Linked DNA regions of Homo sapiens: all the other regions are linked to region 2. A link is an interaction called in ENCODE POLR2A ChIA-PET data of the cell type or tissue named here. Cell type or tissue: GM12878. All regions are shown on one strand. Region 1 overlaps BRIP1 (BRCA1 interacting DNA helicase 1). Region 2 has its middle 6.2 kb from the start of USP32. Region 3 overlaps USP32 (ubiquitin specific peptidase 32). Region 4 overlaps USP32 (ubiquitin specific peptidase 32). Region 5 overlaps RPS6KB1 (ribosomal protein S6 kinase B1).

Evidence for each region. ChIA-PET counts read pairs that join two places held together with the same protein. Peaks named below come from ENCODE experiments on the same cell type or tissue, not always from the same donor. Only the 100,000 strongest peaks of a DNase experiment are listed, where the experiment ranks them.
Region 1: POLR2A ChIA-PET joins it to region 2 with 5 read pairs; 1 of 35 experiments calls an interaction of 5 or more read pairs at or near these places.
Region 3: POLR2A ChIA-PET joins it to region 2 with 6 read pairs; 6 of 35 experiments call an interaction of 5 or more read pairs at or near these places.
Region 4: POLR2A ChIA-PET joins it to region 2 with 5 read pairs; 4 of 35 experiments call an interaction of 5 or more read pairs at or near these places.
Region 5: POLR2A ChIA-PET joins it to region 2 with 5 read pairs; 4 of 35 experiments call an interaction of 5 or more read pairs at or near these places.

The regions. Positions count from the first base shown.
Region 1 is chr17:61,811,987-61,816,986 of GRCh38, reverse strand. All of the region lies in intron 6 of BRIP1 (BRCA1 interacting DNA helicase 1), which reads left to right. Among named protein-coding and RNA genes, the nearest start is that of BRIP1, 49 kb to the left of the region's middle. RefSeq lists an enhancer at 207-1,229. In GM12878, no CTCF peak of the experiment used is centred here; no DNase peak of the experiment used is centred here; H3K27ac peaks cover 831 bases.
Region 2 is chr17:60,395,850-60,400,849 of GRCh38, reverse strand. It overlaps a transcript of USP32 not described here. Among named protein-coding and RNA genes, the nearest start is that of USP32, 6.2 kb to the right of the region's middle. RefSeq lists enhancers at 2,412-2,461, 2,562-2,691. In GM12878, no CTCF peak of the experiment used is centred here; a DNase peak (open chromatin) is centred at 2,439; H3K27ac peaks cover 1,101 bases.
Region 3 is chr17:60,312,307-60,317,306 of GRCh38, reverse strand. All of the region lies in intron 2 of USP32 (ubiquitin specific peptidase 32), which reads left to right. It also overlaps the pseudogene H3P42. Among named protein-coding and RNA genes, the nearest start is that of USP32, 77 kb to the left of the region's middle. RefSeq lists a silencer at 2,189-2,248. In GM12878, no CTCF peak of the experiment used is centred here; DNase peaks (open chromatin) are centred at 2,356 and 2,716; H3K4me3 peaks cover 508 bases; H3K27ac peaks cover 1,081 bases.
Region 4 is chr17:60,303,323-60,308,322 of GRCh38, reverse strand. All of the region lies in intron 2 of USP32 (ubiquitin specific peptidase 32), which reads left to right. Among named protein-coding and RNA genes, the nearest start is that of USP32, 86 kb to the left of the region's middle. RefSeq lists an enhancer at 3,124-3,173. In GM12878, no CTCF peak of the experiment used is centred here; a DNase peak (open chromatin) is centred at 3,022; H3K27ac peaks cover 823 bases.
Region 5 is chr17:59,949,017-59,954,016 of GRCh38, reverse strand. RPS6KB1 (ribosomal protein S6 kinase B1) reads right to left here. Exons shown (of 15, transcript NM_003161.4): 15 at 3,443-5,000. It overlaps RNFT1 (ring finger protein, transmembrane 1), which reads left to right. Exons shown (of 9, transcript NM_016125.4): 9 at 906-1,777. The coding sequence ends at 1,040. Among named protein-coding and RNA genes, the nearest start is that of RNFT1, 13 kb to the left of the region's middle. In GM12878, no CTCF peak of the experiment used is centred here; no DNase peak of the experiment used is centred here.

The DNA.
Region 1 (5,000 bases), 1.4 Mb before region 2:
TTTGAGACTTTGTCAATATTCTGTTCCCTAATAACTTTTCACTGAAAGATTTCAGCATCCATTTATGTAACTTGCCTGAATCAGTTAGTACAGGAAAGTTGCAAAATGGTGATTTTTAAAATTCTATCATTTTATTTACAATTCTTAGCTGGCATTCTTATTTAAAGAAGATATTTTCCGCCTACCCGCCCACTTCCCCATTTTGCTCGTTTGAGTCTTCTTTTTCCCCTTTTTATTTTTTATAAACACCCTGGGTTTTTCTCATGAAGTTGATCGGTGTGACTCATCACTGCTTTGAGACTCATTGCTATAATCACATCTATGTAAAGTTCTATTATACCAGGATAATTTTTGCTTTATAGCAGGTCAGTCATCTTTATGATATGCTTGTTCTTAAACTGATAATTCTTATTGATTTACTCTATTGAAACACAGACTTTTCAGAAACTGGAGCAACTGTGTTAAGGAATTCCCATTTACACTAGGCAAGAAAGTAAACAGTAAGTGGAGAGTAGGGTAACAAACACTTATGGTATCAAAAAACAACCGTGAAAAGGATCTGTCTTAATGTGCTAGCCCACTGCAGTTTAACATATTGCTTACAACCTTCACAATAGAATTTGAGTGACTTCAGTTACACATTCCAGGAGACTGGCAGTCTGTTACAATCAGAGTCTGAACTTTAGAGCAGGCTAATTTACAGCGATGGGATGAAGAAAGTTGTGGATTTGTATTACACACTCTCACCTGACACTGTATCTGATCCCCTACCTGCTGATTGACATCTTGAATGAGCTCTTTGAAGCAAGTTCCAGCTTAATTAAAACGTTTGCTTGGTTAGCAGTGATCTATGAAAGCCTGTGATAAATATTGAATCAGGTTCACCTGCTGGTTGCTGTGAGTGGATAAACAGCTGCTTTGTGCAGTCTAATCATGAAACGGTGGCAGTAGGGTACTACTACTGTTTGAATTTTTAAAAAAAGAATAGTTGAAAAGGTATAGTTATGTTACTTTTGCTATCTTACTAGAGTGTGTGCTAATGTGAGATTTTGCACAACGGGCATTCAGTACCTGTTTAGATGGCTTGGACAACAGCAAATGGTTGATAAAGATTAAAAAACCCTTTTTTATGTCTCAAAGTTTGTAGTATAATTCTATGTTCATTGGCCTTTTACCACTAGCTCTTCATATGCATGACTTTTTGAAATAAAGGGCAGTGTTTTGCTTTTTTGCTTAAGTGGTAGATGAAAACAATCCTGTTAAAGCTTCACTTTAAAGATTTAAGGTTATGAATTTCAACTTCTCCACAAATTTATTGTGTATTTTGTGGGAATTTGAATTCTTCTGAATTTCCTTTTTTATCTGTAAAATGAAGTTAGAAATATACATTAGTGAACTGAGTATTTTAGCCTTATGTTAATATTAGGTAATTAACAAACATTAAAATAGAAATGAGTTCAGAAGCAGTGGAGGAAACTTTATGAAATTCTCTTGGCTGTTGTTTATTCCTTTACAGAATAACTATGTCTGGCTAATTTGGTTATAAAGAAAATGTTGTTTCCATTTGATTTTCGTTAAAAAACCAGATATAAATTCTGGAATAAAGCCCTAACCCAAATCAGTCACAATCTGCTTTGAGCACTTGATTAAAGTTAGGGGTTCACTTTCTAAAAATGCACACAAAATTGTGTCTGTAGTTTCTGGGTGATCTGTAATAGCCCATGGACCCTAATTTGAGAACCCATTTCCTAATAAATTAGGTTGAAAACTTTTGAGGAGGAGGTGTTAAGATGAAAGCTATTCTGCTGGGTATGAAACAACTGAGGAGAAACCAGAACAGAGTATATTTACTGTGGGTTTTTTTTTTTTTTTCCAGCACTTCTAGCATTTTTCAGGTATGTTTTTCATGACAATTGTTAGCTTTTAAGATTATCTTCCATAGTCTTGATTCCTCACTCTCTACCTGAAGTTTTATATTTTTATTTCTATCATCAACTTATTTAGAATTTTATGGGGAAAATACAATTTTGTTTAAGCCATACTCAGCCTGTTCAACTGCTTGTTCATGTTTATCGATGTCGATGCATACAACTGTCATTCATATATTTTCATTATAATATTATTCCATTGATTGGAAAGAGCCCACAATTTACTCATCCATTCCTTCTGTTGATACATGTAGCTTGTTTTTCTCACTATTAAAACAATGCTGCAATTAATATTCCTCTTGTATCTGTCTTAATGTGCAAGAGTTTTTCTAGCATGTATACCTAACAGTGTCATGCTGGGTCAAAGGGTATATGTATCTTTGATTTCACTAGATCACCAATTTGCTCTCAAGTAGTTGTGCCAATTTATACTTCGATCAGCAGTGAATAAGAGTTTCTTCATATCCTCTCCAGTACCCAATCTGGTGGATAGGAAATGGAATCTAATTATGGTTTTAATTTGCATTTTCCTAATTACTAGTGAAGCTGTACATTAGATGGCACATCTTTTCAGATATTTATTAGCCTTTCAGCTTTTCTCTTCTGTGATTTGCCTGTTCTTGGTTTTCTGTAGGGTTTGTCTTTTAAAAATAGATTTATTGGAATTCTTTATATGTTGTAGATACTGATCCTCACTTGACTGTAAGCACTGCAAGTATCTTCTGTCAGCCTGTGCCCCCTTTTTACCTATTTTTCTTTCCTTCTTTAAGGAATATGTATCTTTAAATAGAAGTTTAACATGTTAATGAAGCTGTGTTTTCACTCATTTGTGTTTTTGGTTTATTGTTTTAGGAAATCCTTCTCTACATTTCGATCATAAAAGATATCTTCCTATGGAAGAAGAGACCATATAGCCTTTGAAGCTTGAAATGTTTACTGTCTGGCTCTTTTGCTGACTCTTGCTCTAAAGAGTCTATTAATTGAAAGTTTGTGTTTTTTATTTTTCCCTTGGGGGACATAATATGGATCTTGTTATAACATATTTGATTTAAATGTCAACTAATAAGTTAAAACAATTTTTATGAAGATCATACTTAGGAATATTTTGTAATTGCATTCATAAAATAATATAACTAACTTTAAACAATTCCTTGGTTTATGAGTGAAAATGGTGTGATAAACTCCAAGAACTACACTTTGTAGAACAATTTAAGAATGAAGCTCTCTTTGTCAGTAAGATGAGGTGATCCTTGTCATTGTCTTCTCCGTGGCTTGATATATAGGGATTCCAATGTCTCTTGAGTCAATGAATGAATGAAATGGGATATTAGATGAAAAATGTTTAGCACAAGGACAGGCTTAAAAATGGCAGTATTATTACTAATGAAAATATTGGGATATATGTTTGTCACGACTAAAATACTAGCATAAGATGGTTTTTCTTTTTGGCCTTGAAAAATAGTAATTGTCCTGTACTTTTTCCTTTAAAAGCTAATCTGGATTTTGAAGTATCTTTTTGATATGTGCAGCACTTCAAATTAGGACATCATTTAAGCATCTGTCAGATTTAATTGTAATGCATGGGTACAGTATTTGGTTCAGGGACATTTAGTCATAATTCATCAGTTTAAAAAAAGCTAAGTTACAGTTATGTGCAAAACACCACTCTCGATGAATGAGCTATATAAAGAAATGTAAGACATAGTTTCTGTCTTCAAGGAATTTGCAGTGTGGTTGGAAAGACAATACATGCACATGTGGAAAGTTATGGAAGAACACAAGTTTTTGTATTTTTTTTTTTTACTGTTTCATTGACCTAGTTTTCCTTTTATTTCACTCAAACAGGTTTCTCTTCATTCTCTTTTTCTCTCTACTTCTTTATATACTTAGTTTTCGTACTCCTGCCTGCTTTTGAAATTCAATTTGTAGTCTCCTTTGAGAATCTCTCCTGATTTACAGTTAGCAAAGGAACTTCTTCTTTGGCAATGAAATTAGTTCCTATTTCTTTATCATTTTCCATTTCTAAAAATATTTAATTGCTATGCTCATTTTTCAGGTATTTAGGCATAGTATTTTTTTGTGTGAGTGGTAGGGAAAGTTTGGAGAAAGTTATAAATCTTTAGAAGTTGACATTGTGGTATGTTACCGTTTGAACTTATAATTATAGCTTGTGAAAGGAACAGTGGCAAGGACTCAGCAATTCATCTTTCTTTCAAGATCAAATCTTCGAACTCTTCATCTTTGAAAGAATGTAGACATGTCTCTATATAATACAACAAGAGAGGGAATATAATTTATTAAACACAAGAAAAATTTTCTGAAAATCCTTGGTTGCTGATGTTCTAAGAACAGTTTTGATAATTGTAGATTTGAAATGTATTTTTAAACAATTGGCTACTGCACATGGAAATATTATAGCTGTCACATCCACATGTATCTCCTGTTTTTTTTTTTTAATGATAGTATATTTTTGCAGTTACTTGGGTTGGGTTTTCTTGCCTTTTCTTGAAGTAAAAGGACTCTGAACAGTTTCTAGCTTGGAGAAGAAGCCATTTCTTAAAGAGTTTGGTTCTGGCACTGTGTAGCCACTTACAGGTCTTAGAGTTTACAGATTTTGGAAAGCCCCATGTCTTATGTATTGATTTTCAGATATATTATTGGATGAGAGTGAATATTATAAAATTTATTCTCTAGTTTCCTGGAGAAAAGGAAATCTCTGTCAATTTAAACAGCAAAGGGAAAATAAAAAAGTCTTTTTGAAAGATAAACATGATCATTTGTTAGCAGGAAAAATACTCAATAAGAGATACAAAATTATTTAATTTTATTCATCTAATTGTTTTAAGACCCCTGGGTCAAAGGGTTTCAGAGAGAGGCCATAAAGTATTAGCCTGGTAATTTGATTGGGGGATATTCTGACCTCCTGACACTGCTGGCATCAGGATCCTTCCTCTAGTTTTCTTAGAGCATTGAAAGTTGCTGATTTTGGTACAGGTAATTATCTTTTGTTATAAGTGACTTTTTGAAGCCTTTGTTATATTACTACAATCAGTTTTTCTGTCTTCAAATATG
Region 2 (5,000 bases):
TAGGTCTACCAATGTTGCCTAGGCTGGTCTCAAACCCCTGGCCACAAGTGATCCCCCCGACTCAGCATCCCAAATAGCTGGGATTACAGGCATGAGCCACTGCACCCATCTTGGTCTTACAGCTTTCAATACCATCAATCTCTAATGACTCCTCAACCTATGTCTCCAGCCTGTACCTTTTCTAACTTCAGAGTTAAATATCTAACTCTCTATTTAACCTATCCACTTGGATGTCTAATAGACATCTCAAATGTAATATGTCCAAAGCTCTGCTTCTGATCTTGACCCACAAATCTCCTTCTCCTGTTGTATTCCTCATCTCAGTGAGTAGCAATTCTGAACTACTTAGGTCACTAAGTTTGGAGTCATCTTTAAATATTCTCTCATCCATCCCAATCTAATCCTGTTGGCTGTTCTTTCAAAATAATATCTGGGATCTAACCTCTCACCGCCTAACCCTCACGCCTGGATTAATGCAGTCGCCCCCTAATTGGTCTCCCTGTGTTTGCCCTTTTGTCCCTTCTCCTCTCACTCCAGTCCACTTTCAACACAGCAGTCAGAGATATCTTTTTTAAATGGATGACAGGCTGGGCTTGGTGGCTCACGCCTGTAATCTCAGAATTTCTGGAGGCCGAGGCAGGTGGATCACCTGAGGTCAGGAGTTCAAGACCAGCCTGGCCAACGTGGTGAAACCCCGTTTCTACTAAAAATACAAAAATTAGCCAGGCATGGTGGCGCATGCCTATAATCCCAGCTACTCAGGAGGCTGAGATGGGAAAATTGCTTGAACCTGGGAGGTGGAGGTTGCAGTGAGCCGAGATCACACTACTGCACTCCAGGGTCAACAACAGAGCAAGACTCCATCTCAAAAAAAAAAGATGACAGATCTCTTCTCCATTCCAAAACCTGTGACAGCTTCTGATTTTACGAGCAAGAGCCAAAGTCTGTAAAGAGGATTTGATCCCATCCCCTTCTCTCACTGTTGCAGGCACACTTGCTTCCTTGCTGGCCCTTAGAGCTGGCAGATGTGCTCTTGCCTCATTCCTTGGACAATCTTCCCTTGGATATCCACAAAGTCTGCTTCATTCTCTCCTTCCAATTTTGGCTTAAATATCACCCTTTTTGCTTCTCTCTGACCATTCTATTTGTATTTTTATATTTTACTTTTACTTATTTATTTATTTATTTTGACAGGGTCTTGCTCTGTCATCCAGGCTGGAGTGCAGTGGTGTGATCATGGCCTACTGGAGCCTCCACTTCCTGGGCTCAGGCAATCCTCCCATCTCAGCCTCCCAAGCATCTGGGACTACAGGCACATGCCACCACACCCAGCTAAATTTTTTTTTTTAAATTTTTTTGTAGAGACAGGCTCTTGCTATGTTTCCCAGGCTGGTCTCAAACTCCTGGACTCAAGCAATCCTCCCGCCTTGGCCTCCCAAAGTGTTGGCATTACAAGTATGAGCCACCATGCCCAGCCCCATTCTAGTTTTAAATTATAATCTTCATCTCAGCACTTCTTGCCTCCTTCCTCTGCATTTTTTTTCTGTAGAACAACTGATGTACTATTATACTTATTTTGTCTCTTTTCCTACTAGAATATAAATTCCATGAGAGCAGGAGCTTTTACTTTGCTCAATTCTGTATCTTCAGCGCCTAGAACAATGCTTGCCACAGAGTAGGCACAGTGGATTTGTTAAGAGTAAATGAATGTCTGCTTTCTTATTTATCTTTCGAGATTCACATTCCCTAGGCTTCCTGCCCTCTTCCCACTCCTTCAATCTGGACTAATACCTCTCCCTACTCTAGGTTCCCATAACATCCTGTATTGTAGGACTTTCTAGAGATTTTTCTTTTTATTATTTTATTTTTTAAAGACAGTCTCACTCTGTCACCCAGGCTGGAGTGCACTGGCATGATCATAGCTCACTGCAGCCTCAAATTCCTGGATTCAAGTGCTCTCCCCAGTTTAGCCTCCCAAGTAGCTGGGACCGAAGGCACACACCACTACACCCAGCTAATTAAATTTTTTTTTTTTGTAGAGACAGGGTCTTGCAATGTTGCCCAGGCTGTTCTTGAACTCCTGACCTCAATCAATCCTCTTGCCTCAGCCTCCCAAAGTGCTAGGATTACATACAGGAGTTTAATTTCTGAGCCAGCCACTGTACCTAGCTAAGCAACTTAAAAAAAAATCATCTTTGTATTCCTCAGGATTTAGCACACAAAAAGTGCTTTATGAATATTAAAATGAACTATTTGCAACATTTATACTCAATTGTTAGGGTAGTGGGAAGATGTTAAATAGGCATGAGGGGCTTGCCAACTTCCTCTTTCTTACATGAATTTCCTTCCTCTTTCTAAGAAACCCAGATTTGATTCTCTTTGCTTCCCTCCGGCCAGAACACCAGTGACTAAACAGGGTTGCCAAAACACCTTTTTTTTTCTTTTTTCTTTTTTTGAGGCAAGGTCTCACTCTGTTGCCCAGGCTTGAGTGCAGTGACGCAGTCATGGGTAACTGTAGCTCTACTTTTCAGGCCCAAGTGATCCTCCCACCTCAGGTTCCTGAGTAGCTGAGACTACAGAGGTACACCACTGTGCCTAGCTAATTTTTAAGATTTTTTGAGATGGCTAGTAATTTAATTTTTATTTTTGTAGAGACAGAGTCTCCGTATGTTGCCCAAGCTGGTCTCAAACTCCTTGGCCCAAGCAATCCTACTGCCTTGGCTGCCCAAAGTGCTTGGATTACAGGCACGAAGCACCCTGCCTGGCCTGCCAAAACAATTTTAACTAAATGCTATTTTATAGCTTTCAAATCCATTTGGAAGAAAATATTGGGACTTTTAAAGATGTTAATTGTTGGGTTAGTACCACCATGTGAAAAAGTTTTATCTTAACCTAGAATCATAAATCACATGGTACATTTCCTAGGTCCTTTTAAGACTCTAATGATTAACCCCATCCTCACTCCCACTGTAAAACTCTTAAAAGAGTTTTCAAATTATACCACAATTACTATTAAATACCTATACGTAGGCAGGCCCATCTCTGTCTCAGAATTTTTTTTGAGTATCAGGATAATAGTTATTGATCAAAAGGAGGCCTGGGGTCCAAAATGGAGGACAATTGGAAAAACAGCAGACCAGTATTTCAGCAAAAGGTGCAAAACAGAATGGAAGCACTGTACTAATAGGTAGTGGGGTGACTATGCATGGTGTCTCATCCCAGCACTTTGGGAGGCCTAGGCGGGAGGATCACTTGAGTCCAGGAGTTTGAGACCAGCCTGGGCAACAAAACAACACCCCATCTCTATAAAAAATTAAAAAATTAGCCAGGTGTGGTGGTGTGCACCTGTAGTTCCAGCTACTCTGGAGGCTCAGGCAGGAGTATTTCTTGAGCCCAGGGTTTGAGGTTACAGTGAGTTATGATCACACCACTGCACTCCAGCCTGAGTGATAGAGAGAGACGCTGTGTCTTAAACAACAACAACAACTGGAAAAAGCCTGATTGAGTTTAAATCTCTCATCCACAAGATGAAGAAATCAAAGCCAAAGGTACACAGCTGGAGCTGGTATTTCTCAAATATCTAAGAAAGCATATTAAGGTGATAAGCTGGACTTAGGTGACTTGACAAAGTTATTATTATCTAGAAACTGAAGTAAGGTATATCCTATATGTTCAAAGTTGGAGTCCATATTATTCTATGCATTTTAATTGCTGATTAGAATTCAACTGGTGTACTTATTCTCAAGCTTGTAGTTTGTATTTTGCTGAAAGAGACTGGCCTAAATGTACAGTCCAGCTGCCACATGGGAAGAAGTAAAGAGATCAAGGAGAACTAAAAGGATGCTACTTGATTTTTTCAGGAGCTTAGGAAGAAAAAGCAGCCACTGGTGGTACTATCCATAAGACCCTTCTCCTAACCTTTGTAAACTATTAATTTGAAGGAGATACGAATATAACTTCATTGCAGTTGGAGTAGAGAAGGGCGAGACAGGAGTATAACATAGGGTAAACTTTAATTCACACAATCAGTGAGTAGTCTGTTTGCCAAACATAGATTGTAGTAAAACAAAAAGAGAACCTCCAAGGTAGATCTAAGTTAAAGGTCGTTATCTTAATGTTTTCTTTCCTAGTCATAGTTTTAATTTAGGAATCCTGTGTGTCTTAAACTCTTAGGAGATGGCTCCTGTTGAAATGTTGCCAATTTTAGGCACTCTTTATCTCAAACTCCTGGCCTCAACAATACTCTTGTCTTGACTTCCCAAAGCACTGGAATTACAGTTCGGGTGTGAGCTACTGTGACCAGCCAGCATTTTTAAAAGAATGATCAACAGAGAGGAGAAATTTCTTTAACTGCAGATTAGAGAATGACGTATTTTTAGTCATTCTTTCAATATTTTGGAAGTGATCTTTTACATTATATACTTGTGTACTGATGGAAAATGAGCATGTATTACTTGTACAAAAATAGCTTCGGGACAGGCGTGGTGGCTCACACCTATAATCCCAGCACTTTGGGAGACTAAGGCAGGCGGATTACTTGAGCCCAGGAATTCGAGACCAGCCTGGGCTCTCTACAGAAACTCTGTCTCTACAGAAAATAAAAAATTAGTCAGGTGTGGTGGCGCATGCCTGTAGTCCCAGCTACTTGGGAGGCTGAGGTGGGAGGATTGCTTGAGTCCGGCAGGTAAAGACTGCAGTGAGCTCTGATTGTGCTACTGCACTCCAGCTTGGGTGACAAAGCAAGACCCTGTCTCAAAAAAAAAAAAAAAAAAAAAAAAAAGCTTCAAGTGCTTTAGTGTACATAAAAATACAATACACGTGACCACATCCTCATATTGTTTGACTGTAAGGTAACAAGTCCATAATACTGAAAAATCAATTCTCTTAATGTGTTGGTGTCACGTTGTAGCAATGAAGTTATACATAAATTAGGTGCTTTTCCACTTCTATTGTATTGACCTCCCTCTCTCTAGCTTACCTAAGGTTCTTTGGCAAGTACT
Region 3 (5,000 bases), 84 kb after region 2:
CCTGGGCTCAAGTGATCCTTGTGCCTTGGCCTCCCAAAGTGCTGGGGTTATAGGCATGAGCCACTGTGCCTGGCCCATTTTAATCACCTTTAAGTGAACATTTCAGTAGTATTAATTACATTCACAATGTTGCCCAATCACCATGCCTATCTACTTTCAACATTTTTCATCACTCCATTTTTCTCAAATTTACATGGAAAAATAATTTTTCTTTCATCACACCAAACAGAAATACTGTACCTGTTAAGCAATTATTTCCCATTCTTCTTCCTCCCCAGCCCCTGATAACCTCCAGTCTACTTTCTACTTCTATGAATTTGCTTGTTCTAAATATTTCATATAGTGGAATCATACAATATTTGCCATTTTGTGTCTGGCTTATTTCACTTAGCATAATGTTTTCAAGGTTCATCCATTTGTAGCGTATATCAGAACTTCATTCCTTTGTTTGTTTGTTTGTTTTTATGAGTCAAAGTCTCGCTCTTTTGCCCAGGCTGGAGTGCAATAGTGTGATTTCTGCTCACTGCAACCTCCACCTCCCAGGCTGAAGCAATTATCCTGCCTCAGCCACCCGAGTAGCTGGGACTACAGGCGCCCACCACCACACCCGACTCATTTTTGTATTTTTAGTAGAGACGGGATTTCACCATGTTGGCCAGTCTGGTTTCGAACTCCTGACCTCAAGTGCTCCCCCTGTCTCAGCCTCCCAAAGTGTTGAGATTACAGGCATGAGCCACCGTGCCTGGCCCATTCCTTTTTTTGTAGTTACAGGAACAACACAGAAGAGAGACAATATTAAAAATACGTACTTACTAGTTGAACTGCGGAAACGTGCTCACTGAAGCACTTTGACTTGCATTAATGCTTTACATACCCATATTTATATTAAAAATTCTCTTGCAACATGAAAATAGAAAAACTCCCTATACCTGATTTCCGTTCCCCATTTTCCCACTTGCAGTCATTTACTTAGGTAGCTTTTCACCCCATGGGGAAAAAAAAATCTAGGGTTCAGAACTACCAGTAACAGGGAAGAGAGAATTTTTTTTTTTTTTTGAGAATGAAATGTTACTCATCATAGCATATTCTTAAGCATGTGCTCCATATATGCGGCAAGGTAGCTGAATGTCTTTTGGCATAATTGTTACATGTTTGGCATGGATAGCAGAGTGGTTGATGTCTTCAAAAAGGCCAACCATCATTTGCCTCCTGCAGAGCACCAGTAACTGTATTCTGGAAGCACAGATCTGTTTTGAAGTCCCATATCAGATGCTGGAAGGGAGGTTTGTGAATCAGAAGTTCAGTGGACTTGTGATAAGGTTCAGTGTCACAGAGTACCAGACCAGGCCTGTAATGATGACGTTTCTTTACCCCTCCAATAGAGGGTGCACTCTTGTGAATGGCTTTTGTGGCTAGTTACTTCGTGGGTGCTTTACCATGGTCAGTTTGCAGGCAATCTGTTTTGTACAGGCCATGCTATAGAGACTTATTTACTTATTCTTCAGCTCCCTCTGCAGGAGCTCAGTGAGCTAAAGGTGCTAGAGAGCTGTAATGGCTGCAAACACCCATTCTTTTTTATGGCTAAATAATACTTCACTGTGTGTATATACCACATTTTTTTCATCTTTTTATGGGTTGTTTCCACCTTTCTTCTATTGTCAATAATGCTGCTGTGAATATTGGCATACAAGTATCTGTTTGAATCTCTGTTTTCAATTCTTTTTGGAACAGAATTGTCAGGTCATATGGTAATTCTATGTTTACCTTTTTGAAGAACCACCAGGCTGTTTTCCAGAACAGCTGTACCCTTTTACATTTCCATCAACAGTGTATAGATGTTGCAGGGGTTTTTTTACATTCTTGTTATTTATTCATTTTATTTTATTTATTTTTATTTTTTGAGATGGAGTCTCACTCTGTCGCCCAGGCTGGAGTGTGGAGTGCAGTGGCGTGATCTCGGCTCACTGCAACCTCTGCCTTCCGGGTTCAAGCCATTCTCCTGCCTCAGCCTCCTGAGTAGCTGGGACTACAGGCGCACACCGCCACGCCTGGCTAATTTTTTTGTATTTTAAGTAGAGATGGGGTTTCACTGTGTTGCCCAGGCTGGTTTTGAACTCCTGAGCTCAGGCATTCCGCCCACCTCGGCCTCCCAAAGTGCTAGGATTACAGGCGTGAGCCACCACACCCGGCCTCATTCATTTTATTATAGCCGTTCTTGTAGGTGTGAAGTGGTATGTCATTGTGGTTTTGATTTGCATTTCCCTAATGACTAAAGACATTGCATCTTTTTATTTAAGTCATTTGCCCTGTTTAAAATTGAGTGGTCATTTTGTTGTTGGATATATAATCCTAGGCTGTTTTTTTCTTCTTTCAGTATAGTAAAATTGTTTCTTCTGTTGTCTTGTGGCTTGCATTGTTTCTGATTACAAGTCAGTGATTATTCTTATTTTTGTTTCACTTTATACCTTTTTCCCTCTCAGTGCTTTCAAGATTTTCTGTATTACTATTTTTCAGGAATGTATTATATACCTTTGTTTGGTTTTGTTTATCTTACATATGAGTTTCTTTGAGCATTTTGGATTGGTAGGTTTATCATCAAATTTGGAAGGTGTTTCAGTACTGTTCTTCAAATATGTTTCTGTTCACCCTTCCCTTTTCTTTGTCTCTAAGTACAGGTATGTAAAAAGCTTGGTGGTTTTTCACAGGTTACTGAGACTGATTATTTTCTCTCCTTTCCTCCCCCCACCCCCAGTTCTAGCTCTTTTTCTTCACCGTACTTCAGATTGGATAGTTCCTATTCCTGTTTCTTCAAGTTCACTGCTCTTTTATTCAGTAGTGTTTAATATGCTTTTAAGGCTACACAGGGCCAGGCACAGTGACTCACCCCTGTAATCCCAGCACTTTGGGAGGCCTAAGCAAGTGGATCACTGGAGCCCAGGAGTTCAAGACCAGCCTGGGCAACATGGTGAAACCCTTCCTTTACAGAAAATACTCAAAATTAGCCAGGAGTAGTGGTATACACCTGTAGCCCCAGCTACTTGGGAGGCTGAGGTGGGACGATTGCTTGAGCCCGGGAGGCAGAGGTTGCAGTGAGCCAAGATCAATGCCACTGTATTCTCCAGCCTGGGCAACAACAGAGAAAGACCCTGTCTCAAAAAAAAAAAAAAAAAAAAAAAAAGCCACACAATAACTTTTTAGTTCAGATATTATATTTTTCACTCTAAAGTTTCATGTTTCTTTTTAAAATATAGTTTCTATTTCCATGTTTTTATTTTTGTTTAAATTCTTGAGCATATTTATAATAGCTGTTTTAAACTTCTTGTATACCAGTTTTTATCATCTCTGTCATTCTTTTGCCTCATAATTTTCTGGTGATTGGTTACAATTTTCTGTTTCTTGTATCTAGTAACTTTTTGATATCTAGTAAACATTGTAAACCTTATGTTATAAGTACCTGAATTTGTTGTCTTTGTTTTTAAAATGTTGGATTTTATTCTAGCACACACTTAATCACAGATTAGCTAATCCTCTTTAATCCTGTGTTAAAGCTTTGTAATGGTGAGTCTTGAATAGACTTTAGTATAAGTATGGTTTACCTCTAATACTAAGGATTAACTCTTGGGGTCTCTCCTCAATGCTCTGGATGTTCAATGAGGTGTCTCTTCTGCTTGACTGATAAACTCAATGTGAGCTTTGGGTACTATTCCGCTTTCTAATCCCTGGTAGTTGTTTCCTCAGTATATGTTCTTTGCTTAGACTTCAGGAATTTATACTTTGCATTTGTATGTTGTTATTTATTCAGAATTTCAAGGGGCCCTTTATTTTTTTTGGAGCTAAGCATGACTCTACCTTATGATATTTACTTCCAGGAAAGACATGGTTAGTATTATGAAACACATTTGAAGAAAAGAAACATTTTGTTCTATTGGACTCTGCACTAAAGAAACAGTAATGTGAACACACATAATTTTTAGTTTTAGAAGGAAAAGTTTTTCAAAACACACACATATAGGAACAGAGCTTGCATTTTTTTAATCTTACTTTATTTTATTTTTTGAGACAGAGTCTCACTCTGTCACCCAGGCTGGAATGCAGTGGTGCGATCTTGGCTCACTGCAACCTCTGCCTCCCAGGTTCAAGCGATTCTCCTTACTCAGCCTCCCGAGTAGCTGGGATTACAGGTGCCTGCCACCATGACTGGCTAATTTTTGTATTTTTAGTAGAGACGAGGTTTCACCATGTTGGCCAGGCTGGTTTCAAACTCCTGACCTCAGGTGATCCACCCAGCTTAGCCTCCTAAAGTGCTGGGATCTGGGATTACAGGCATGAGCCACCGTGCCCAGCCACAGAGCTTGCATTAAATGTTAACATTTGAAATTTTATCAGTAGTAAGTATGTTTTATGCAAATGAGTACTTAATGTATTCATATACCATGGGCCTTATGTTGTGTTTGAGTTATTCTTCGAAGCTCACCAACATACAGCATGACTTATTTTGTGAATTCATGTTTCATCTTTGTCATTACCTAAAGATGGCTTTTAAGCATGTAGGTTGGTGACATCAAGTTCTTTGGAAAGGTATATATTTTTTGCCTTTTTAACTTATGTATACTTTCCTTTTTAACTCTGTGTCAGTCAGGATAAATTTTTTAGCCTGGGCAACATAGTAAGATCCCATCTTTACAAAAAAATGAAAAAATTAGCAAGGTGTGATGGCATGTTCCTGTGCGCTCAGCTACTTGGGAGTCCTCAGACTCCCAAGGACTCTTGGGAGGATCACTTGAGCCTGGGAGGTCAAGGCTGCGATGAGCTGTGGTTATGCCACTGCACTACAGCCTGGGCAATAGAATGAGACCCTGTCTCAACAACAACGACAACGACAACAACAACAACAACAAATGGAAAAGTATTGATCCTCATGAGAATTATATAAAATGAAAATTTGAAAACATTAATTTGGTTCTGTTGATGAATTAATCAAGCAGTTAGATTGGTGTACT
Region 4 (5,000 bases), 93 kb after region 2:
CTAGGGGTGACTGTTTACAGCTCCTGAAGCCCCAGTGCGTTTGTGTTAATGTGTGCTCTTTTAGTTTTGCTGTCTCTAGGTGGCTTGTATTTATCAGCTCAATTAGACCCTCTGCATTATCGCAAGGGTTTTCTGTATCCCGGATTCTTGCCTTGATGTACCAGAAAAGTCGGATCACATGTGGGCTTGGAGAATGAGTGCAAGATTTTACTGAATGGTAGAAGTAGCTCTCAGCAGCTGGACGGTGAGCCAGAAGGGGATTGGGAAGGCAGTTTTCCCCTGGAGTCGGGCCTCTCAGCGGCCGTACTTTCCTCTGACTGCCCCACCCTAACTCCGCATCGTTCTGCTGGTCAGTGGCCTGCCGGCATCTGCCAGTGCCTGTCAGTGTGCTCTTCAACTGATGTGTTCCTCTGGACGTCCAGCCACTTGTGCGTTCTTCTGCTGATATGTTCCTCTCAACGTCCAGCCAATTGTATGTCTCTGCTTGCTGGGGTCTTGGGATTTTTATAGGCACACCTTGGGGGCGTGGCAGGCCAGGGTGGTCTTGGAAAATGCAACATTTGGGCACCAAGGCAGGAGTGCCTGTCCTCACCTAGGTCTGTGGGCACAGGCCTGAGGGTGGAGCCCTAGCCAGGCACCTGCCTTTCTCTACCCAGCACTTCCCTGCCCTGCTCCTGTATCAGTACCATGCTGTTGTGGTTACTATAGGTTTTTAGTAAGTTTGAAGTCAGGTAGTATGATGCTGCCAGTTTTGTTATTTGCTCAGGATTTTTTGGCTATTTGGGGTCTTTTGAGGTTCCATGTATGTTTTAGGATTCTCTTTTTCTTTCTCTATGAAGAATGTCATTGATATTTTGATAGGGATTGCATCGAATTTGTAAATTGCTGTGGATAGTATTGTCATTTCAACAAAATGAATTCTGGCTGGGTGTGGTGGCTCACGCCTGTAATCCCAGCACTTTGGGAGACCAAGGCAGGCAGATCACTTGAGGCCAGGAGTTCAAGACCAGCCTGGCCATCATAGTGAAACCCCATCTCTACTAAAAATACAAAAAATTAGCTGGGTATTGTGGTGCGTGCCTGTAATCCCAGCTACTCGGGAGGCTGAGGCAGGAGAATTGCTTGAACCTGGGAGGTTGAGTTTGCAGAGAGCCAAGATCGAGCCACTGCACTCCAGCCTGGGTGACACAGCAAGACTGTCTCAAAAGAAAAAAAAAAAAAGAAAGGAAAAAAAATTAATTATTCCAATCCATGAACATAGAATACCTTTCCATTTTGTGTGTGTGTCCTCTTCAATTTCTTTCATCAGTATTTTATAGTTTTCCTTTTATAGATCTTTCACATCTCTGGCTAAACTGATTCCTAGGTATTTTATATTCTTTGTAGCTATTTTAACTTGGATTACTCACTTGGGATTTCTTTTTTAGATTGTTTACTGTTGATGTATATAAATTGTATTGATTTTTGTATTTTGATTTTCTATCCTGCAATCTTTCCTCAATTTATCAGTTCTAACAGTTTTTTGGTGGAATCTTTAGGTTTTTCTAAATATAAGGTCATGTTATCTGGTAACAAGGCTAATTTGACGACCTCCTTTCCAATTTGGAGACCCTTTATTTCTTTCTCTTGCCTGATTGCTCTGGCCTTTCCTTTTTTAATAGCTAAAGACATTTTTTTTTTCTTTCGAGACGGAGTCTTGCTCTGTTGCCCAGGCTGGAGTGCAGTGGTGCAATCTTGGCTCATTGTAACCTCTGCCTTCCGGGTTCAAGTGATTCTCCTGCCTCAGCCTCTCAAGTAGCTGGGATTATAGGCGCCCACCACAACGCCCAGCTAATTTTTGTATTTTTAGTAGAGACAAGGTTTTACCACATTGGCCAGGCAGCTCTCGAACTCCTGACCTCAAATGATCCACCCCCCTCGGCTTTCCAAAGTGCTGGGATTACAGGCATGAGCCACTGCGCCCGGCCAGAAAATTATTATAGGGATTTTAAAACAAAAGTCTTGCAACAAATTATATAAATAACACTTTACCTTTATTAAGTGCTTTTCAAAAAATGACATCAAGACCACCCTGGACTGCCAGCATCCTTGCTATCCTATTCACACTCCGTCTTCTAAATCCGAAAATGAAAGCTAATTAGTAATGAGTGTGGCACTTAATATTCTCTAAATGTTAAAGGACTGCCTATTATAAGGTGACCATTTAAATAGTTGTTCTTTTTTTTCCTTTTTTTTTCTTTTTGAGTGAAAAAAGGGTACTTAGACATTAGAGGTGTTAGATGCATACTGCTTTCTGAAACATTGATTAAAGGCGGAAAATATGTACATCCTAGAACTTAGGAAATGGTGATTTTTGGGGGCTTCCTCTTAATCATTTGTCAAATGAACTGGATGATTCTAGGTTATTGCTGTACTTGTATTTTGGGAGCGATAGGGAGGTAGCAGTATATTCCAAACAAATTTATTCCATACAAAATCTGTTACATTTTACAAGTACTTGCAAAACTGAAAGTCATACCTTACTCAAAATTTCTTCCTTAATTTTACCCTCACTGCTTTACTCTTTGTATTAAAGTCAGTGAAATTGTCAAAAGTGAAGAGACTGGATTATCAAGATACAGTGAATGGAAAGGGATGCCAAAAACTCAGTGTTTATAAATTGAATTTGTTACCATTTGAAATTTCTTTGTTTAATCTTCAGGAGATTTCACCAAAATGATGTATGTCTTGCTGATGATGTCTTTCATATAATTCTAGACAAATTAACTAGAAATGAATGTATATAATTGATATAGTTTGGATATTTGTCCCCTCCAAATCTTATATTGAAATGTGATCCCCAATGTTGGAGGTGGGGCCTCGTGGGAGGTGTTTGGATCATGGGGGCAGATCCCCACGAGTGCCTGGGTGCTTTCCCCACAGTAATGAGTGCGCTGTCACTCTATTAGTTCATGAAAGAGCTGGTTGTTTAAAGGAGCCTGGTACTTCCTCCTCTCTCTCATGCTTCCTCTCTCACCATGTGACATGCTTGTTCTCTGCTCCCCCTTCACTTTCTGTCACAAGTGAAAGCTTTCTGAGGCCTCATGAGAAGCTGAGCAGATGCTGGTGCCATGCTTATACAGGCTGCAGAACCGTGAGCCAAAAAAACCTCTTTTCTTTATAAAAATTACCCAGCCTCAGGTATTCCTTTATAGCAATGCAAAACAGACTAACATATTAATTGTACTATAGAACTAAAAGTTGGTTAAAAATTCAGTTTCAGAAGCCTGTCTTTCCTAGGTTAAAATTCTGACTCTGCTGCTTCATTGATGTATGACTTTGGACAAGTTACTTAATCTCTTTGGGCTCTGGTTTCCCCCAGCCCTAAAATGAGGATACCAGTATTCCTTGTGGAGTCATCTAAAGGCTTAATACTGGTAAATAACTTACAGTAGTAAAATGCCACATAACAAGCATTTAAATATTAGCTATTGCTTTTATTATAAAAATAAGAGTTTATTAATGAGGTCAATGTTAGGCTTAAACACTAGATTACTAAGGTCACGTAATTTCCTGGTGACTGGCAGTTTAAAGATGAGATATACCACATGTGAATTGGTATAATAAACCATTTAATGGTGTATAGACAACATTTATGTGTACTATACAACAGTATACTTCCAATTCCTTTCTCCCATCCTCTGTGCTATTGTTACGTGTTTTACTTTTACATATTCTATAAAGACACTTTACATTTCTTCTCTTACTGATGTAGACTGCTAGTTAATCTTTCACAGTGATTAAAAATAAGAAAAATGCTTTTATATTTACCTTCATTTATGCCATTTCCAGTATTCTTATTTCTTTATGGAGGTACATGTATCTCTAATGGCATAATATTTCCTCCAGCCTGAGGTACTTTCTTGTACCCCTTTTTGCTGGTAATGACTTCTCTGTTTTTGTTTCCGTAAAAAAAAAAAATAAAAAAATAAAGGGAAGCAAAATATCTTTTCTTTTTGAAAGATATTTTCACCAGGTACAGAACTTATGGTTGAGTTTTTTTCCTTTAGTGCTTTCAATATTTCACACCATTGATTTCTGGCTTACATAATTTTTGATGATAATCCAGCTATAATTTTTGGGTTTTTTTTAATGTAATTTTGTTTTTCTTCTGGCTGCCTTAAACATTTTCTTTTTATCTTTGGTTTTGAGAAGTTTCAATGTGATTTGTCTAGTTGGTTTTTGGGATTATAGGTGTGATCTATTCTGCTTGTTCTCTGAACTTCTTAATATCTGTGGTTTTGTGTCTATTCATTTTGAAAATCCCCAACCTTATCTCCTCAGATATTTATTTTGCCCCATTCTCTTTTTTTTGTAGGATATCAGGATTACTTGAATGTTACATCATTGATATGATCTCACAGCTCTTGGGTTTTCTGTTCTGTCTACCTTCCCCTGCCCGCTCTCCTCACATTTTCCCCCTTTTGTTTCGTTTTGGATAATCTCTTATGCAACTCTGTTGAGTTTATTCTTGAGCCATTCCAAAGCATTCTTCAAACTCCATTAGCATATTTTTCCTTCGTCTCTGACAATATATTGGGTTTTTCCTTCTTTCTGTGACTTAAAATTTATGGTTGAAACATAAGTGCTTCATATAGGACAGAAGAGACTGAGCCAAGTAGTATCTTCCTTCAGCTTGGGAAGTTGAGTCAATATAGTCTATAGTTTAGCTTAATTTTGGTCTTGTTGCTATGGTTACCCTAAGTGCTATAGAGACTTCAATTTCCATTCTAGGGTTACTTTTTTTTTTTTAGGGGTTAGGGCTCTTTCTTAGAGGTTTTTTCTAATGTTTGCTCTACCTTCAACTTTTGATGTTACCTTCTATTTGTTATCACACCTCAAAGACATTCTCTGTAGTCCTATTTCTGTCTCAGTTTTAGGCAGGTGCTGTGTCCCTGGATATTAGGGGTGACACTTTTACATTGATCTTCCTTCTTCCCAGTGATAGGGGATCTGTAAGG
Region 5 (5,000 bases), 450 kb after region 2:
AAATACAACAGTTCTCTGTGACTTGCAAAAGTCAAATTTATGTTTGCTGTAAGGCAAAAAAAAAAAAATCTAGTGTTTAGTGGAAGGTAGCATTCAGGGTACATACTAGTGGATTGGCTAAGTTTTGTCCCTTATGTTCTGATAATTTTTATGCAGAGGAGCGTATGAAGGGGAAAAAATAATTCAACTGGCAGATTGAATACCAAAGTGATTAAAAAACAGGCTATTTTATAATTGGATACTAGCCATGTAGAACAATACTGACATTTGTTACTGGATTGTGGCCCTTTCCTATACTTTATGGCAGTTACTAGTAACTCAAAGACCTTAAGCAGTTATCATACTTAATCTTAAAGGTGTCACCTAAGGATAGCTTTTATGGTTAAATGGATGGTACAGCCAGAACACTAGTGGCTCTACCAATCATACTGCTCTTTGTCTTCTTGAATGTCTCATACGTTCTCCATTTTCACAATTGTAAAATGAGGGGATTAGTGCTCTTCAAAATCCCTTTCAGGCTGGACACAGTGGCTCACGCCTGTAATCCCAGAACTTTGGGAGGCTGAGGTGGGTGGATCACCTGAGGTCAGGAGTTCAAGACCAGCCTGACCAACATGGTGAAACCCTGTCTCTACTAAAAATAAAAAAACTAGCTGGGCATGGTGGTGGTGGTCACCTGTAATCCCGGCAACTTGGGAGGCTGAGGCAGGAGAATCACTTGAACCAGTCGGGGGCGGAGGTTGCAGTGAGCCGAGATGGTGCCATTGCACTCCGGCCTGGGTGACAGAGCAAGACTTCAGTCTCCATCTCAAAAAAAAAAAAAAAAGAATCCCTTTCATTCCCTACAATGTGATGGATTTAAAATGATTATCAAATATCAAATCTAATTCTTAATTCCATTACAGCATATATTTTGTGAAGAGTGCATGACCTTATGGTTTAACAGAGAGAAAACATGTCCACTCTGCAGAACTGTGATTTCAGACCATATAAACAAATGGAAGGATGGAGCCACTTCATCACACCTTCAAATATATTAAGTTGTATAAACTATCAAGGCCACAAAATACTAATGTCATTTGGTCATAATGACTACTGATAAGGCATCAGAATGGATTTTCAGGGCTACCAGAAAAATGTTTCCAGATGGTTTTAGAATGTAGGACTTATGATCCAATTCACCAAAAGATTAAATGAAACCACCCTGTGTTTTAAAATATATATAATGTTCAACCTAATGTATATGCAACATTTATTCTATTCTAATTATTTGACAGGTAACTGCAGTGTTAAATTGTAAATGTGTTTTCTTTATGTTACCAAAACAGCAATTTGAAATTAGAACTAGTGGTTTTAGAGAACTCAGGTATTCTTTCCTGACATTGTTTTCAGAATAAAGAATATTTTTCATAATATTTTAAGATACATACTATCTAAAAGTAGAATTTTGTTCAGCATTGACTTTTATAATTCCCATCCTAAAAATTCTTAATATTTTCATAAAATTTGTATTTTTAAATGAAAATTCTAAATGTTGTATTTTATCAGTAACATTTTCTAAGTGAAGATTAATTTACTGAGGATGATACATTATAGTATTGTATTATTCTCTGTAGTAAGATTAGTAATAAGTGAAAATAAATGATTTAAATTCATTTTGTCTCTGGACGTCATAAATTCTTCCTGCCATCAGCTTTAATGTTCATGATCATGCTTTTTGTATAGTACCATGGAGTATCTCGAAGTAACTATTAAAATAATTCATGTGGATTATAAACAGCTGGCTTACTTGATGATTTGAATAGTATAGAAAACAAGACAAATGGCCAGGCATGGTGGCTCACACCTGTAATCCCAGCACTTTGGGAGGCAGAGGCAGGAGGACTGCTTGAACCCAGGAGTTCAAGACCAGCCTGGGCAACATCCCATCTCTATTTAAAAGAAAAAAGTTTCAAGACAGATGCCCTAAAATCTTATAAAAAATTGCCCTTATAATTAGTCTTCTCCATAAAAGTTTTGGAATTTTATGCTTGAATCACCATCAATTGGAAGATTGAAGCTCGCACTGAGAGGTGGTCATGAGGTTTTGATAGTGTGGTTTGTTCGCCTCTAGGTATTTGTGCAGGGTGCTAGAAAAGAGAATGAAGCACTTTCTCCCCTTGTTACCTCTAAGGAGGAATCTGAAATCTAAAACATGTCTGAAGGGCTGCTAGTGCTTATATCCAAGTTTAGAGTACATCTATCAGTTTGTAGTCGAGGAAAAGGTGGTAGAAAGAACTTAGGAAGCAGAGGTAGAAAACAGATTTGCTGTACTGATAAGACAAAAGCTAAACTAGCAAATGAATTGTTTAGTTTAGCAAACTGACCAACTGGTTATAGAAGGCACTTCCATGACTGTACAGCCATCCAAATTGACAAACAAACATTAGGAAGCCTGTACCATTTTTTTCTCTCCAGGTAAATACTACCAGGTTGTAAGTACAACTATATTCAATTACAGTATATTTTACTCTGTTATCTACTTTGAGACCCACTACAAATATTATTTAAATGGCTTTGTGGTGATGCTAATAGTTGTATTATTTAGGTATACGGCAGAGGATGGGTGAGAAAAGCAATGTGGGATTACAATTCGGCTGTGAAGGATAGCCAAGATGACTTCCTGTTCAAATACAAGAATAGCATTTTACTTCAGCCCTATTAGAATACCTATTTAATACATTTGCTTACTCTGTAACTATTCAGACAGCACTGTTTCTTAATGAATGTGATTACATAACCAAGGAGGTGCATGGTGGGGTTTTTTTTTGGAATGCAGTTTACCTATAAATTGAAAAGGGAGAAAATCTAATGGAGCTATGCCATCCAATAAAAATGCTGATGAACTGGAAGCATTTCTTCCATCCCTCTATTCCTTCACCTCAAAAACAGGTAATGTAGATTCAGAAACTCATTTACTCTGTGAATTCAGATCATGGCTTCTAAAAGATTGTTTTACCAGTATTGATAGGCTACTATGTTGTATAGCAAGGTAAGATCAGTTTGAGAGCTTCTGTAGAGAAATCCCCTTGGCAAGTGTGGTATAATTACCTCACAGAAAAGAAGTGGTTAATGCAAAATACCCAGCTTACACTAGATATATTGAGACATTAGTTAAAACACATTTGTTCACTACGTTATTTTGTGCATACATATCAAATTATCAAATGTAGCTGACCAAGTGTAGCTGAACAGATTGTTGATTGTTAGCACAAGAAGGTCTTCCTAGAGTTTTTTATGAAGCTAGCTTTCACGTAGATTGTTACATGTATTTTTTTAAGTAAACAATTCATATCTACTATCTGACATAACTTGAAAATCAAAGATGTGTAACATCTAACTTAAAAATCAATACTAAAACTTGTTATATACTTAAATAGCTTCAGTTTCTCAGCAGAACAGCTTTTAACCCATTCCTTACATACATAGTTTATTTATATGACAACTTGAACACATCTGACATGTTAAAATAAATTTAAACCATTTATACACCTGATACGTATACTAATTCCTTCCTATCTTTAAGATAATAAAAAAATAAATCACTTCTATTTATGTTCATTCAAATTTGCATTTAATTTCTATTTACATTCATTCAATCCGAAATCAAATAATACAGTCAACTAAATACAAGATGAAAAGCAGAACAGGTGTTACCCTCATAGCACTCCTAATAAGGCAGCTGAAGAATTTTATTTACTGATAGATGCAAAGCGAACTTGGGATAGGAGAAACAATAGTTTAAAGAGCAAACACAAACATAGATGAACCCATCTTTCAGATGTTATTCCGGATAATCCACTGAGATAATACTTGTGCTATAATGTTAAGAATCACACAAGAAAAAGTACTGTATTAATCAGCAACAGACCACAGGTTATGTGTGACAAATACTTTTGTGATAGTTTGTCCAGCTTGCTAGTGTCTACTCCTATGAAAAAAGGTAGATGTTTGGACATTGATGTTTTTGAGAAATTAACCATTTTCAAAGCCTTAAAATCTATTCTTCATAAATTCAACATTTCTCATGGGAATAATCTTAGATCTAGCCCTTGTAAGCTAGGAACCATATGATTAACTGAATATTCAAAATAGGTCCTATATTAAATATATAATCCAAGGCTCAGTATATTAATACTATCTAAGATGCATCTTGTTTATAATCATTCATTACCTATAGTAAAGAATGTTGAATTTATGGAGTATCATACATGCATCCTCCACCCCTGCCCACAAATTATCTTCTATCTTAAAAAATAGTATGGAAAAATCCTTCTTGAAGGATTCAAATTAGTTAAGACCATAAAGGGGGAAAAAGAACATAATTTTCCTAAAAATCTGGTTCAAAGTTCAATAATTAATACTTTACATTGTTAATCACAGCTGGTTTATAAATCCCAGTTTAGTTATTCTGTAATGCTACAAACCTTATAAAATCAAATTAGTAAACTTCAGTGATTATATTTTAATTAAAAAACAGCATGTATAAAATAAAAAAATATCCTGTAATAGCTGATTTTAAAGAAAATAATCAAGTGATGAAAAAAAAGCACTTAATCTCTTTTATACACTTACCTGGTATAACATAAAGAACCCTCTTAGAAACTCAAGACTAGTAATATCGACATCATATTTTAAACTATGCTTGGATTTTTACAAATAAATATAGATAAGCCATATTGCATAGGTGTGTGCTTTCTGTCTGTGACACTAATGTGACACTTGACATGTTTTCACAGTCATAGTAGGGATATCCATTTATGAAACAAGTTCTCAATAAACTTTCCACAGCATGGGAAATAAATTTCACTTAATAAATGTGAAGTCAGAAAAACTATGTATTTGTGTGGATGGTAGCTGTGCAATTAATGCTTTTTATGCAGAAAAGTTGCAGTGTTTGCCACTATTGCTGGCACTACTAATTATGAAAATGGTTTAACTGGGGTGGTTATAGCCAGCCA